2 separate regions of the Homo sapiens genome follow, and region 2 is linked to region 1. A link is a contact called in ENCODE Hi-C or POLR2A ChIA-PET data. All regions are on one chromosome and are shown on one strand. Each heading gives the region's core, a stretch centred on a gene start or an enhancer-like site at or near the end of the contact. The rest is flanking DNA. Distances are from core to core; before and after follow the strand shown.

Region 1 (6,085 bases), core at 2,414-4,913:
TCAGGAAGCCGCGAAAGGCCGTGTCCCTAGTGACGCGGTGCGGCAAGTTCATGGGGATGATGTCTGCAAAGCGCTGCACCTCGTGGATCACCGCGTCTGTGTAAGGCATGGCCGCGCGGTCCTTCAGCGCCGGCAGCCGCGCGCGTCCCACCACGAGGTCGATCTCCTCCTGCACGCGGGCTGGAGAGGAAGCGGGAAGCGGGGTCGAGGGTATCAGCGGGCGCGACAGGGCAACCAGGCTGATAAGAGGTGTGTGCGTGTGTGGGGAGGCGTCTAGTCAAAGTCTCCCAGCGCGGGGCGCCACTGCTGGGGCGCACGTGAGAATTAGCTAGAGCTGGCCGGGCGCGGTGGCTCACGCCTGTAATCCCAGCACTTGGGAGGCCCAGGCGGACGGATCGCTTGAGCCCAGGAGTTTGAGACCATCTGGGCAACATGGTGAAACCCAATCTCCACAACAAAATAGAAAAATTAGCTGGGCTTGGTGGCGCACACCTGTGGTCCCAGCTGCTTGGGAGGCTGAGGCAGGAGAATCACTTGAACCCAGGAGGAGGAGGTTGCAGTGAGCTGGGATCAGGCCACTGCACTTCAGCCTGGGTGACAGAGCAAGATTCCGTCTCAAAAAAAAAAAAAAAAAAAAAAAAAAGGGGGGGGGGAAGAGGAAAAAAAAAAAAGAATTAGCCAGGGTCTGGGAGGAAGTGGGTCAGTGAGGGCGAAAGCTTGGCTTGTGCAAGGGCCTGAGTGTTGGGTTGTGTGGGCAGGGCTTCAGGGAGGCCTGGAATCCAGGACCTGATGGGATTTCAGGAGCAGTTTTGGGGCTCTACTGGCTGGACGGTAGGTCGAGTGGGTGGACTGTGTGGGAGGGCTGGAGATCAGGGGCAGAGCAGGGGATACACCCAGAGATGGAGCTTGGGGAGGTGGAGCAGCAGACAGAGCTGTGTGTGTGGGCCAGGCTGCATGGGAGAGGTAGGGTTCCCTGGCAGGCACATGGCTGGGGCTCCAGGGCAGGGCTCTGAAGCCGGAGGTGGACGCATGTGGTGGTTGACGCACTCGGCACAAAGCAAGACTAAGCGGGTGGAGGCAGGAGCGGTGGCTCACACCTGTAACCCCAGCACTTTGGGAGGCCAAGGTGAGAGGATTGCTTGAGCCCAGGAGTTGGGGACCAGCCAGGGCAACACAGCGAGACCCTGTCTCTACAAAAAATAAAAAATTAGCTGAGTGTATTGAGTGTGGTGGTGCACGCCTGTACTCCCAGCTATTGATAAGGCGGAGGTGGGGAGATTGCTTGAGCCCAAGGGGCTGCAGTGAGCTGTAATTACGGCACTGTACTCCAGCCTGGGCGACAGAGTGAGTCTGTCTCAAAAACAAACAAAAAACTAAGCAGAGCTGGGTGTAGTGGCTCACGCCTGTAATCCCAGCACTTTGGGAGGCTGAGGCAGGTGGATCACTTGAGGCCAGGAGTTTGAGACCAGCCTGGCCAACTTGGTGAAACCCTGTCTCTACTAAAAATAGAAAAATTAGCTGGATGTGGTGGTGTAATCCCAGCTACTTGGGAGGCTGTAATCCCAGCTACTTGGGAGGCTGAGGCAGGAGAATCCCTTGAACTCGGGAGGGGGAGGTTGCAGTGAGCGGATCGAGATCACGCCACTGCACTCCAGCCTGGGTGACAGAGCCAGACTCCGTCTCCAAAAAACAAAACAAAGACAAAAAAACCAACAATTAAGCGGGTGGGATCTGGGTCGGGATTCGGGCAGGCTGCATGGACCTCATGGGCCATGTGGTGGGATCGGCCTCCGTGTGGGTTTGTGGGTTTGGCTGTGGAATCCTGGTGCCAGCAGGAGGCTATATCAGACCTGGGAGGCGGGGCCGTGGCTCCCTGCTCTGGGGTGAGGCTGGAACACATGGGCACCTCCACGCTGCTGTGTGGGTGGGCCTCACCTTGAACTTTTGGGTACTTCATGAGTGCCAGGAAGGCGTGGTGCAGCGTGGTGCTCACCGTCTTGGTGCCGCCAAAGAGCAGGTTATGTGTGGTCATCAGCAGGGTATCCATGTGGAAGTGGCTCAGTGGGTCCTCCTTCTCCTGCATTGGTAGAGGGGTGGGGATGTGAGCCAGGAATGGAGGCCCCTTCACTCTAGACCAGTACAACTGCTGCTGGGGGCCCATTCGGTCCCAGCTGGGTTTAACTTTCTTTCCCTGGGAGAGCTGGGGAACGGAGAAGGGCAGGGCAGGGAAAATCTCAGCTGCAGGGCCTACAATTAACTTCTTGGATAGAGCTTGAATGACTTCTTGTTTTTTTAAAAAATACGTTTTATGTATGTATGTGTGTATGTATGTATGTGTGTATGTATGTATGATGTATGTATGTATGTGTGTATGTGTGTGTGTATGTATGTATGTATGTGTGTGTGTATGTATGTGTGTACGTATGTGTTGTAGAGACTGGGTCTTACTATATTGTCCAGGCTGGTCTCGAACTCCTGGACTCAAGCGATCCTCCTGCCTCGGCCTTCCAAAGTGCTGGGATAACAAGCCTGAGCAACTGCCCCCTCCACCCTGCCCCACCTCCTTTGATGACTTCTTAATGAGCTGTAAGTTGGCGGTGGCTGCGAGTGGCTCCTGGCTCCAGCCCAGCTGGGCCAGATGCTTCAGCTTCTCCAGGGAGAAGGTCCCCCAACCCTGCCCCATCTGGGGTCCCTGTGGGTTTGAGGCAGGGGCAGCAGGAGAATTTCAGGTCAGACTAGAGGTGGGATTTCCAGGTAGGGATTACCTCTGCCATCTTGGTGAGGAAGCACTGGATGAAGTCCCGGGGAGATCTGGGGTCTAGCGAGGCCTGGTGGTCGTGGACGCTGTGGGCGATGAGGTCTCTCAGGCACTTGAAGTTCTGGAAGATGCGTTGGTGCGGCCCAGGCACCCAGTCCAGGAGGCTCGGGAAGATGTCGTACAACTGGGGACCAGACAGAGTAGGAGGGTTTTGGAGGAGGACAAAGGGTGTTCAGGGGCGAATGGGGTCAGTGTGGATTAGGTAGGCAGGGACAGGGTCTCAAAGGGCAGCCAGGTCCGGGGTGGGGGTTGGGGCTGAGGGGGAGTGGGAAGGAGGCAATGGCGGCCATAAATGCTCAGTGGAGGGGAGTGGGCGTGGCCGTGTAACTCTGGGTGGGGTCAGATGGGAGGGGGCGGGCCCTGGGCGGGCCATTCACAGCCCTTTCCCCGCCCACTGTTTCCTCTCCATTCCTAGATCCTGCGGACCCCACACCCTGCCCCTGCTGGACTCAGTTGGCTGACCTCGCCCCAGGGGCTGCTCATGATTTGGAAGTTGTCATTGATAAGGCGGATAATGGTGAGCAGACGCTCATCATCATAGTCGAAGCGGCTGCCGAAGAGCACGGAACAGATAATGTTGGACACTGAGCGACTCAGCACAAACGTGGGGTCAAAGGGCTCGCCTGAGGGTAAGGAGTGCAATGGATCAGGAAGACGCGATGTGCAGCACACCAGACCTCATGCAGCAACACCATTAATTTGTACAACATCCGACTCAACCATGGCAACGTGTCTTACGGTGCAAACACGGGGACATGGTCACAACATGCTGCTTAACGACACCCCAAAAGCATCTGTCAATGCCACAGACGGCACCGAACCCACAACTTCCTGCAGCACATCGACAGCAACAACGCCCAACCACAGAACGGGCTATTCTTGGCAACACAACACACAGCACGCGACATAGCACAAGGCAATCATCAGGCATCACGGAACACAACAACACAGGGCAACAGAACACCCAGCAAATACGATCACAGTACATGCCAACACACGACACGCAGTGACCTAACAGCCAGCCCGGAAACATCCCAAGACACGGTAACCACACACCAACACATAAAGCCAGCATACAGCTACATAATCCTGCCACACAACACACGCTAGTACACAGCAACCCAGCCTGGGCGACAGAGCAGTCAGCAAGCAGAATCGCTTGAACTCAGGAGGCGGAGGTTGCAATGAGCTGAGATCACACCATTGCACTCCAGCCTGGGGGACAGAGCGAGACTCTGTCTCAAAAAAAAAAAAGTAGAATGGATGTGAATTATAAGGATGAACTGGATTCAAAGACCTGGCCAGACATGGTGGTGTATGCCTATAGTTCCAGCACTCTGGGAGGCAGAGGCAAGAGGATCATTTGCACACAGGAGTTTGAGACTGGCCTGGGCAACATAGTGAGACCCTGTCTCTACAAAAAATTTAAAAATAAGCTGGGTGTGGTGGAGCACACCTGAAGTACCAGCTATTCGGGAGGTTGAGGTGGGAGGATGGTTTGGGCCCAGGAGGTCAAGGCTGCCATCCAGCCTGTTAAAAAAAAAAAAGATCGTGCCATCCAGCCTGTTAAAAAAAATTCCTGACCTTCAGTTTTCCGCAGCTCCGCCAGCAGGAAGCTGCCCTCCTCTAGGATTCGCTCCTCAATGCTTCTCTTCCCCATCCCGAAATTCCGTAGAATCTGGATAGAGAACTGTCTCAGGACCTTCCATCGATCCCCACTGGAGAAGGCGATGCCTGGGGAGAAGAGGAGGGGACCAGCTTAACCGGGAACTCATCCTGAGGCCACTGCCACCCAGGTCCCCTTTCATGGTATTTGCTGGGAGAGAGACAGAGTTTGGAATCTCCCTGGCTCCTTCCAGTAAGCCCTTCTGGACCCTCCAGCTTAGGGGTCTCCTTCAAGCTTCCATAGGACCATGGGCTTCCCTCACGACCATCCTATCACTCTGCCTCTGTTTCCCCATTAAGAACCTGATCACTCTGGGCTGTTACTGTCTGGTGATGGGGCTGTCTCCTTCACAGAACTGTGAAGGCAGAGTGGGTGCCTGTCTTGGTCACCACTGGGTCCTTAGCATTGTCCAGTGCAGAGGGTGTCACACAGGAGGTGCTGGTGATTACTTATTGATGATGATTATTATTTTTTGCGACACAGTCTCGCTCTGTTACCCAGGCTGGAGTGCAGTGACACCATCTCAGCTTGCTGCACCCTCCGCCTCCCGGGTTCAGGTGATTCTCCTGCCTCAGCCTCCTGACTAGCTGGGATTACAGGTGTGCACCACCACGCCCACCTAATATATATGTGTGTGTGTGTGTGTGTGTGTGTGTGTGTGTGTGTATATATATATATATATATATATATAGAGAGAGAGAGAGAGAGAGAGAGAGAGAGAGAGAGAGAGACGGAGTCTTGCTCTGTTGCCAGGCTGGAGTGCAGTGGCACAATCTCAGCTTACTGCAACCTCCGCCTCCCGGGTTCAAGCAATTCTTCTGCCTCAGCCTCCCCAGTAGCTGGGATTACAGGCATGGCAAGGATGGTCTCGATCTCCTGACCTCGTGATCCACCCGTCTTGGCCTCCCACAGTGCTGGGATTACAGGCATGAGCCACTGCGCCTGGCCTAATTTTTGTATTTTTAATAGAGATGAGGTTTCACCATGTTGGCCAGGCTGGTACCAAACTCCTGACCTCAGGAGATCCACTCACCTCGGCCTCCCAAAGTGCTGGGATTACAGGTGTGAGCCATCGTGCCTGGCCTGCTTATTGATTATTAAATGCATGAATAAGAGAGATAGGCAAGAAAAATAAGCACCAGGACACTGGGAATTCATCCAGGAACAAAACAGACCCCGTCTCTTCTCTTCCTGGACCCAGAATCTTTGCACAGGCTGGTCTTTCCCAGAGCACTTTCACCCCCTGCCTTCTCCTGAATACTCATCTTCATTCTTTAGGTTTCAGCTTAGAGGTCCCCTCTTCCAGGAAGCCTTCTCTGGCTCCTCCTCCCTTCTAGGCTGGGCCAAGTGTTTCTCTAGGGTTTCCATAGCTCCCCAGGCTTCCCCCATCCCAGCCTGGACCACTCTGGGATGGCACAATCTGGTTGGTGATGCCTGTGTCTTCCACTGGACTGGGACCTACTATAGGATAAAGTCTCAGATGTGTTTATCTCTGGTTCCTCTGGACCTAGCAGAGAACTAGATACTAAAGAAGAAGAGAAAAAAGACTATAGTGTATTGCCTGCATTTTTATGCATTGTCTCATTGACTCCTCATAACAT
Region 2 (6,085 bases), core at 1,699-4,198, 210 kb before region 1:
ACCTCTGCCTCCCGGGTTTAAGCGATTCTCCTGCCTCAGCCTCCCAAGTAGCTGGGTAGCTGGGATTACAGGCATGCGCCACCATGCTCGGCTAATTTTGTATTTTTTTTTAGTAGAGACGAAGTTTCACCATGTTGTTCAGGCTGGTCTCGAACTTCTGACCTGAGGTGATCCGCCCGCCTCGGCCTCCCAAAATGCTGAGATTACAAGCATGAGCCAGCGCACCCAGCCAAGACTGCATCTTTAAAAAAAAAAAAAAAAAAAGACTGGGCACGGTGGCTCACACCTGCAATCCCAGCACTTTGGGAGGCTGAGGCAGGGGGATCACTTGAGGTCAGGAGTTTGAGACCAGCCTGGACCACATGGTGAAACCCTGTCTCTACTAAAATACAAAAAAAGGCTGGGCGCAGTGGCTCACGCCTGTAATCCCAGCACTTTGGGAGGCCAAGGCGGGCAGATCACGAGGTCAGGAGTTTGAGACCAGCCTGACCAACATGGTGAAACCCAGTCTCTACTAAAAATACAAAAATTAGCCATGGTGGCGCACGCCTGTAATCTCAGCTACTCAGGAGGCTGAGGCAGGAGAATCGCTTGAACCTGGGAGGTGGAGGTTGCAGTGAGCCGAGATCACGCCACTTCACTCCAGCCTGGGAGACAGAGTGAGACTCCATCTCAAATAAATAAATAAAAATAAAAAATACAAAAAAAAATTAGTCTGGCATTGTGGTGCACACCTGTATCCCAGCTACTCAGGGGCCTGAGGCAGGAGAATCGCATGAACAGGGGAGGCAGAGGTTGCAGTGAGCTAAAGTCGCACCACTGCACTCCAGCCTGGGCAACAGAGTGAGACTCCATCTCAAAAAAAAAAAAAAAAAGAACTTGCACTCAAGGAAGACAGGAGCCATGGCAGGGTTTGACCTAGGCGCTCAGAGGGTCCGCCGTCTTGCTCATGGTTGGGAGTGGACAGAAGTGTCAGGGTGAGGGTGAGCACAGACAGACCAGCTGTCCAGGCAAGAAATGGCAGCAGCCACAGGTGGGTCTCCCTCTGCTGTCTCCATTTCTTCCCATCTGCTATGGTCCTGCTTGTGAATTCTCTCCTGCTTCCTCTTTCTCCTGCCTCTCAGTTTCTGCTCTTTCTCCTAGGTTTCACTTCCCCACACCCAGTGATTGTCCTGGGAGGAAGGACAGTATGAGTGCTGCGGTTCCTTTGCCTGTGGGCATGAGAGCTGTTGGCAGCACTGGGTCTGGGTGCCAGGGACCTGGGGCCCTCCCAGCTCAGCATAGGGGTAGAAATGTGGTTACTCCTCTGGCCTCAGGTCCCAAAGCACACAGGGCTGAGGGAGGAGTGGGGAGGCAGGAGTTCACTATGCAAGGACATGCCAACAAATGGATAGGTATAGAGATGCTGAGGTCTGGCCCCAAGAGGCAGAGTCACAAGCTAGGACACAGTGACTCGGCTGTAATCGCTGCAGCCCTATGAGGATGTGGTGCGTGTACACATGCAGACACACTCACACGGCGGGAAACACGGACGGTGCCCCACACTACACAAATATTCACCTCTCAGAGCCGCCGTGGACACACAGAGATTCCTGCAGGGCCCGTAACACATGGGCTGTGTCATTTGGCAGCAGCTGCAGCCCACATATACACAGATACAAATAGAGAAAGTGTCAGCCCATCACGTAAACACCACCCAGCCTCGGAGCCTCACTGGGACACAACACGAGCAGAGACTTCAATAGGGACCTGGCACAACACAGTCATATACAAATATATTCCACAGGGTCATGGTCGCAACCACCGCACACCAGACACTGATTCAAACAGTGTCATGCACGCACACGCATCACGGCATCAGAGCCCGGACAGGAAATGGATCCCTCAACAGCCACCTCCTCCTCCATGGGTTCACAGTCACAAACAGGTCCAGGGTGCATGTCCACAGTCGGACCTGTCACAGTCCCACCAGACACACCCCACACAGAGGTCTGACACGTCACAACCTCACAGACAGCAGGTCGGTCTTACCCACTCAGTCTGACATCCCACACCCTCCGCCACACACGCACAATTCCAGCCTGGGGAGTCCCACAGGGCCCCACAGATTGCAGCGACCCCGTCACGTCACGCCCAGACACACTGTCACACCCAGGGTCCCAGACGGAGCAGACACACCCCCAGGGTGGCAGACGCGGCCCTCACATGCCCAGCCCCAGCTCGTGCCTCGGCCTGAGGACAAGTGCTGGCTGCACATTCGCGGTGTGGTCGGCCTGCCCAACACGCCCTCATGACACACCCCGCCCACCTGCCCAGGGCTGCCGGCTGAGCTGGCACAGCCCCACAGGGCGGGGAGGGGAAACTGTGGGCTCAGCACCTTCCTCTGGCCGCGTGCGCACTGCCCCTGCCCTGCCACCCTGGCACCCAGGCCCGATGGGTGGCTCAGCCCCGTCGGGACAAGTCTGCCCCCGCCTGTGGCCGACCGCAGGGGCAGGGCAGGGGGTTTGGGGCTCCCCGCTTCCTCCCCCTGCCCCGCCCCTGCCTCTGCAGGCGGCCCGGGGCCACAGAGGGAAGTCGTGGGGGGAGCCTGGGTTCCGGCTGGAGCCCCAGCTTCCTGTCCAGCCCCCGTGGGGCAGGAAGCTGCTGGGGGAGGCCAGCTCAGGCCTTCCTGCCCCCTCCCCCGCCCCCAAGACGGGCCTGGGACCCGGGTCAGCAAGGGGGAGTGGGGAGATTGGTGGGTGAGAGAAAGCCCCTTCCCCCTTAGTCTCTGGACATGCAGAGTATTTGAGGTTCCAGTGTGGATTCGGATTTGTGTGTTCAGGAACTTATTGTGTGCGTGATTCCAAGCTTTGTGGCGTGAGCTGCGTCTGGCATGGGTGTTCTGGGGGCCTGTGTGCTGTTTGGTATGGATGGTCTTGTCTATGTGTGTCCCCAGCACGTGTTAGCTCCGTGTGTTTGTGGCTGCGCTGCATTTCTGGGGTGTGCGTCTGCATTTTGTATTTCTGCTGGGCAAGCTGTTGTATTTTCTGTGGGTTTTATGCTCTGGCACTGTTTGATTCTGCAAGTCGGCCATGTATCTGGGGCATATTGTGTGTCTGATATTTTTCTCAACATCTTCACTGTTCTTCTGAGTGTAAATTTGTGCATTTTTAAGTGTAAGTTTGACTTGAAATGTGGTGTTTTCTGCATATGTTAATCATCTGTGGGAATGGTGTTTCTCCAGGAGAGGGGAGTGAGTGTGTGTGTATATGTGTAAGACGGGGTCTTGCTCTGTCGCCTGGGCTGGAGTGCAATGGCGCGATCTTGTCTCACTGCAAGCTCCGCCTCCCAGGCTCAAGCGATTCTCCTGCCTCAGCCTCCCGAGTAGATGGGATTACAGGCACCCACCACCACACCCGTCTAATTTTTGTATTTTTAGTAGAGATGGGATTTCACCATGTTGGCCAGGCTGGTCTCGAACTCCTGACCTTGTAATCCACCCACCTTGGTCTCCCAAAGTGCTGAGACACAGGCATGAGCCACCGCGCCCGGCCGTGTGTGTTTCTTACATATGAGGCAGATGAGTTGAGTTGTTTCTGGGTTGCACTGTGATCAGTGCATGTGTCGCTGGTATTCTGAGCATGTTTGTCTACGTGGTGTGCATCCAGCATGCTTCCTGTGGTTCTCAGTGTTTGTCTGTGTGAGGGAGGGCTGTACTTCGGGGCTGTGTGTCCATCTCAGGGACTGGTGTTCCCAGCCTGTGGGTGCTGTGAGCAGGTGCTAAGGTGGTGTCTGCATGCTGTGTTCCCACATGTAGGCTGGTGACTGCAGTGTGTGGAGTTGTGTGGGTCTGTTTTGCATCATCGTTGAGGGGATTTCGCGTTCTCAGCAGGGGTGGATGTGTGTTTGTGAGCAGCTGCGAGTGTGGGTCCACATTGTGTGCTGGTGTTTTCAGGGGAGGGGGACAGGGTGCGTCCATGGAGCCGCCTGCATCATGAGCGGCCAGTGCCTGTTGGCCTCCATACCCAGCGCAGGCTGTGTCTGCGGCGCGTCCCCTTGCCGGCTGGTGCCACGCTGGCTCGGAGCTGGCTGTGGCAGCAGGCAAGGCAGGGCAGGGCAGGGGCTGTGGTGGGCACTGGACCCACGCCCAGCCTCGGTATAAATATCCCAGGCTGCCGGCGGCTGTGTTTGCTGTGTTTACTCGGCCTCAGCCCCGGCCGGGGGCGGCAGCAGCCCAGCAGGTCCTGGGGGCGGGGGTGACCAGGCCACAGCACAGACATTTCCTTCTGGCCAGACAGGCCCCGCAACCTTGCTGCCCCCTCCTGCGCCCTTTCTGGGTGGGCGAGAGGCGATGACCCCTCATTCTGGGTTTCCAGTGGCCGCCAGTGAGGCTCCAACCTGGATATCCCAGCCGGGCTTCCCAGAGTGTGGGAGACAGAGGAGATGGGGGGCACGGGGGGCGGGCCAAGACACACAGCAGCGAGAGGGAAAGGGCAAAGTGAGGAGAGGACAGAGCCCCCCAGAGGGAGACTCCAGCAGAGAAAGGGATGGGGAAACGAGGTGACAGGAGCTGAGAACAGAGATGGAGAATGGCTGGGGACACGGAGTGGAAAAGGTGGGGAGGAGAGGGAGGGAGGGAGGGAGGGAGAGGCATGGGAAAAACAAGGGAGGAGAGAGAGGGGAGACGGAAAGTCACGGGGAGACACCGACAGCCAGAGGTGTGGAGACAGAACGAGAAGACAGAGCAGTGGCGGTGAGGGAGGAAGGCAGAGGGCTGGAAAGAAACGCACAGAAGCAGGGAGAAGGGACGGGGGACAGAGGGACAGAGTGACTGGAGCTGGAGGGGGAAGAGTGCAGGGAGGCAGCTTGCTTTGGCAGGACGCATGGAGGTGTCAGACGTGGGGGGCGGGGTGGCGGCCAGGCCAGCGAGCCAGGCCAGGGCCAGGACGGACAGGAGACACGGGGGTGGGGGCCGGATGCCCACCTAGGGGTTGTCTCCCAGCGGGGCCCGCCCTCCCTGACTCAGCCTTTCCACCTACCCCGACCCCGGGAGAACTGGGAGGGGGATGGGAGGCACCCGCCCTGGGGCCCACCACCCCCAGGTCTCAGAGGCAGTGACCAGGGGGTGTGTCTCCCGTCATCCCTACCCCACTCTGTCTCCACCTCTCTTCCTGTCTCCCCATCTAATCCCTGTCCCTGGGACTGGCTCCACCTCTGTCTGTCAGCTAGATGCTCACGTCTTGACCATCTGACTAACCCTAATTCTGACTCAATTTCTGTGTCTCTCATCGCTTTTTAAAAACCTACACAACAAATTTACGTATAGCAAAGTATATTGTAAACAAATTTAATGACCAAATGATAGACTGGTAAAAAATGTGCCTATCACCAAGGGCTGATACCTTTCCTGTGGCCCAGGCCCTCTGCTCTTTAAAAATGGGGCACAAATACAGGCAGGTAAGAGACAGACAGCTCTCATCCTGCACTCTTGGCTTTCTGAGAGATATGACCCCAAGGTCCTGGAGTCTAGCTGCTGCTTCCTCCTCTGGGAAATAGAGGAGTGATATTGGTAGTACCTAGGGCATAGCACTGCTGGGACAATTCAGTGATTTGGGGACTGATCTCCATATCAAGATGACCTGATCCTGTCTGTGTGCGGGACAGTGGCTAGCACGGAGCCCTTGTTAGGCCCGCCTACCATCTGACCCTTCTCAAACCTTCCCGTCTGAGGACATCTGCATGCACACTTGTCCCTCCAATGCTGTCTCACTCTGGATGGCCCTGACACCTGAGAGGCCAGACAGCCAAGTGGTTTCTAGGACCTTTGTGATTCTAGGCCTGGGTTCCTGTTTCATTTCTGCCTCTGATGGCCGAGTGGCCTTGAGGAAGCAACATCTTTCCAGGCCTCCTTTGACCCACTTCACTAGTTCATGGGGCCATCTGAGGATCCAACCCGGTGTCAGGCACTTCGCTCGGGCCTGACAGAGGACAGAAGCGCTCCGTAGCAGAGGCTTTCGTTCTTTAATAGTCGCTCTGAGCATCTTGTCTGCCTCCATCCAGCTCTCACTTTCCCTGTCTGGCTCTAATTCTGGTTGACCCAGAGGGC

The links. A loop is a pair of places that touch in the nucleus more often than their neighbours do. ChIA-PET counts read pairs that join two places held with the same protein, here RNA polymerase II (POLR2A). Pooled maps may share reads with other maps.
Region 2: a pooled map shows a loop between it and region 1 (5-fold over the local background). The contact joins two enhancer-like sites. A Hi-C loop is called at or near these places in 2 of 50 pooled maps. POLR2A ChIA-PET finds 5 or more read pairs at or near these places in 5 of 52 experiments (H1, IMR-90, WTC11 and 2 more).

Annotation. Positions count from the first base shown.
Region 1 is chr19:41,118,814-41,124,898 of GRCh38, reverse strand. It overlaps CYP2F1 (cytochrome P450 family 2 subfamily F member 1), which reads right to left. Exons shown (of 10, transcript NM_000774.5): 4 at 4,403-4,552; 5 at 3,281-3,441; 6 at 2,766-2,942; 7 at 1,936-2,077; 8 at 1-180. Among named protein-coding and RNA genes, the nearest start is that of CYP2F1, 7.4 kb to the right of the region's middle. Within about 2 kb of position 3,663, at least 3 of the 41 ENCODE cell types and tissues checked have a DNase peak (open chromatin) inside an H3K27ac peak, as active enhancers do.
Region 2 is chr19:41,324,099-41,330,183 of GRCh38, reverse strand. CCDC97 (coiled-coil domain containing 97) reads right to left here. Exons shown (of 5, transcript NM_052848.3): 5 at 5,311-6,085. Among named protein-coding and RNA genes, the nearest start is that of CCDC97, 17 kb to the right of the region's middle. RefSeq lists enhancers at 2,021-2,542, 3,485-3,624, 3,953-4,722, 4,723-5,492 and silencers at 2,266-2,785, 3,325-3,374, 4,984-5,083. Within about 2 kb of position 2,948, at least 35 of the 41 ENCODE cell types and tissues checked have a DNase peak (open chromatin) inside an H3K27ac peak, as active enhancers do.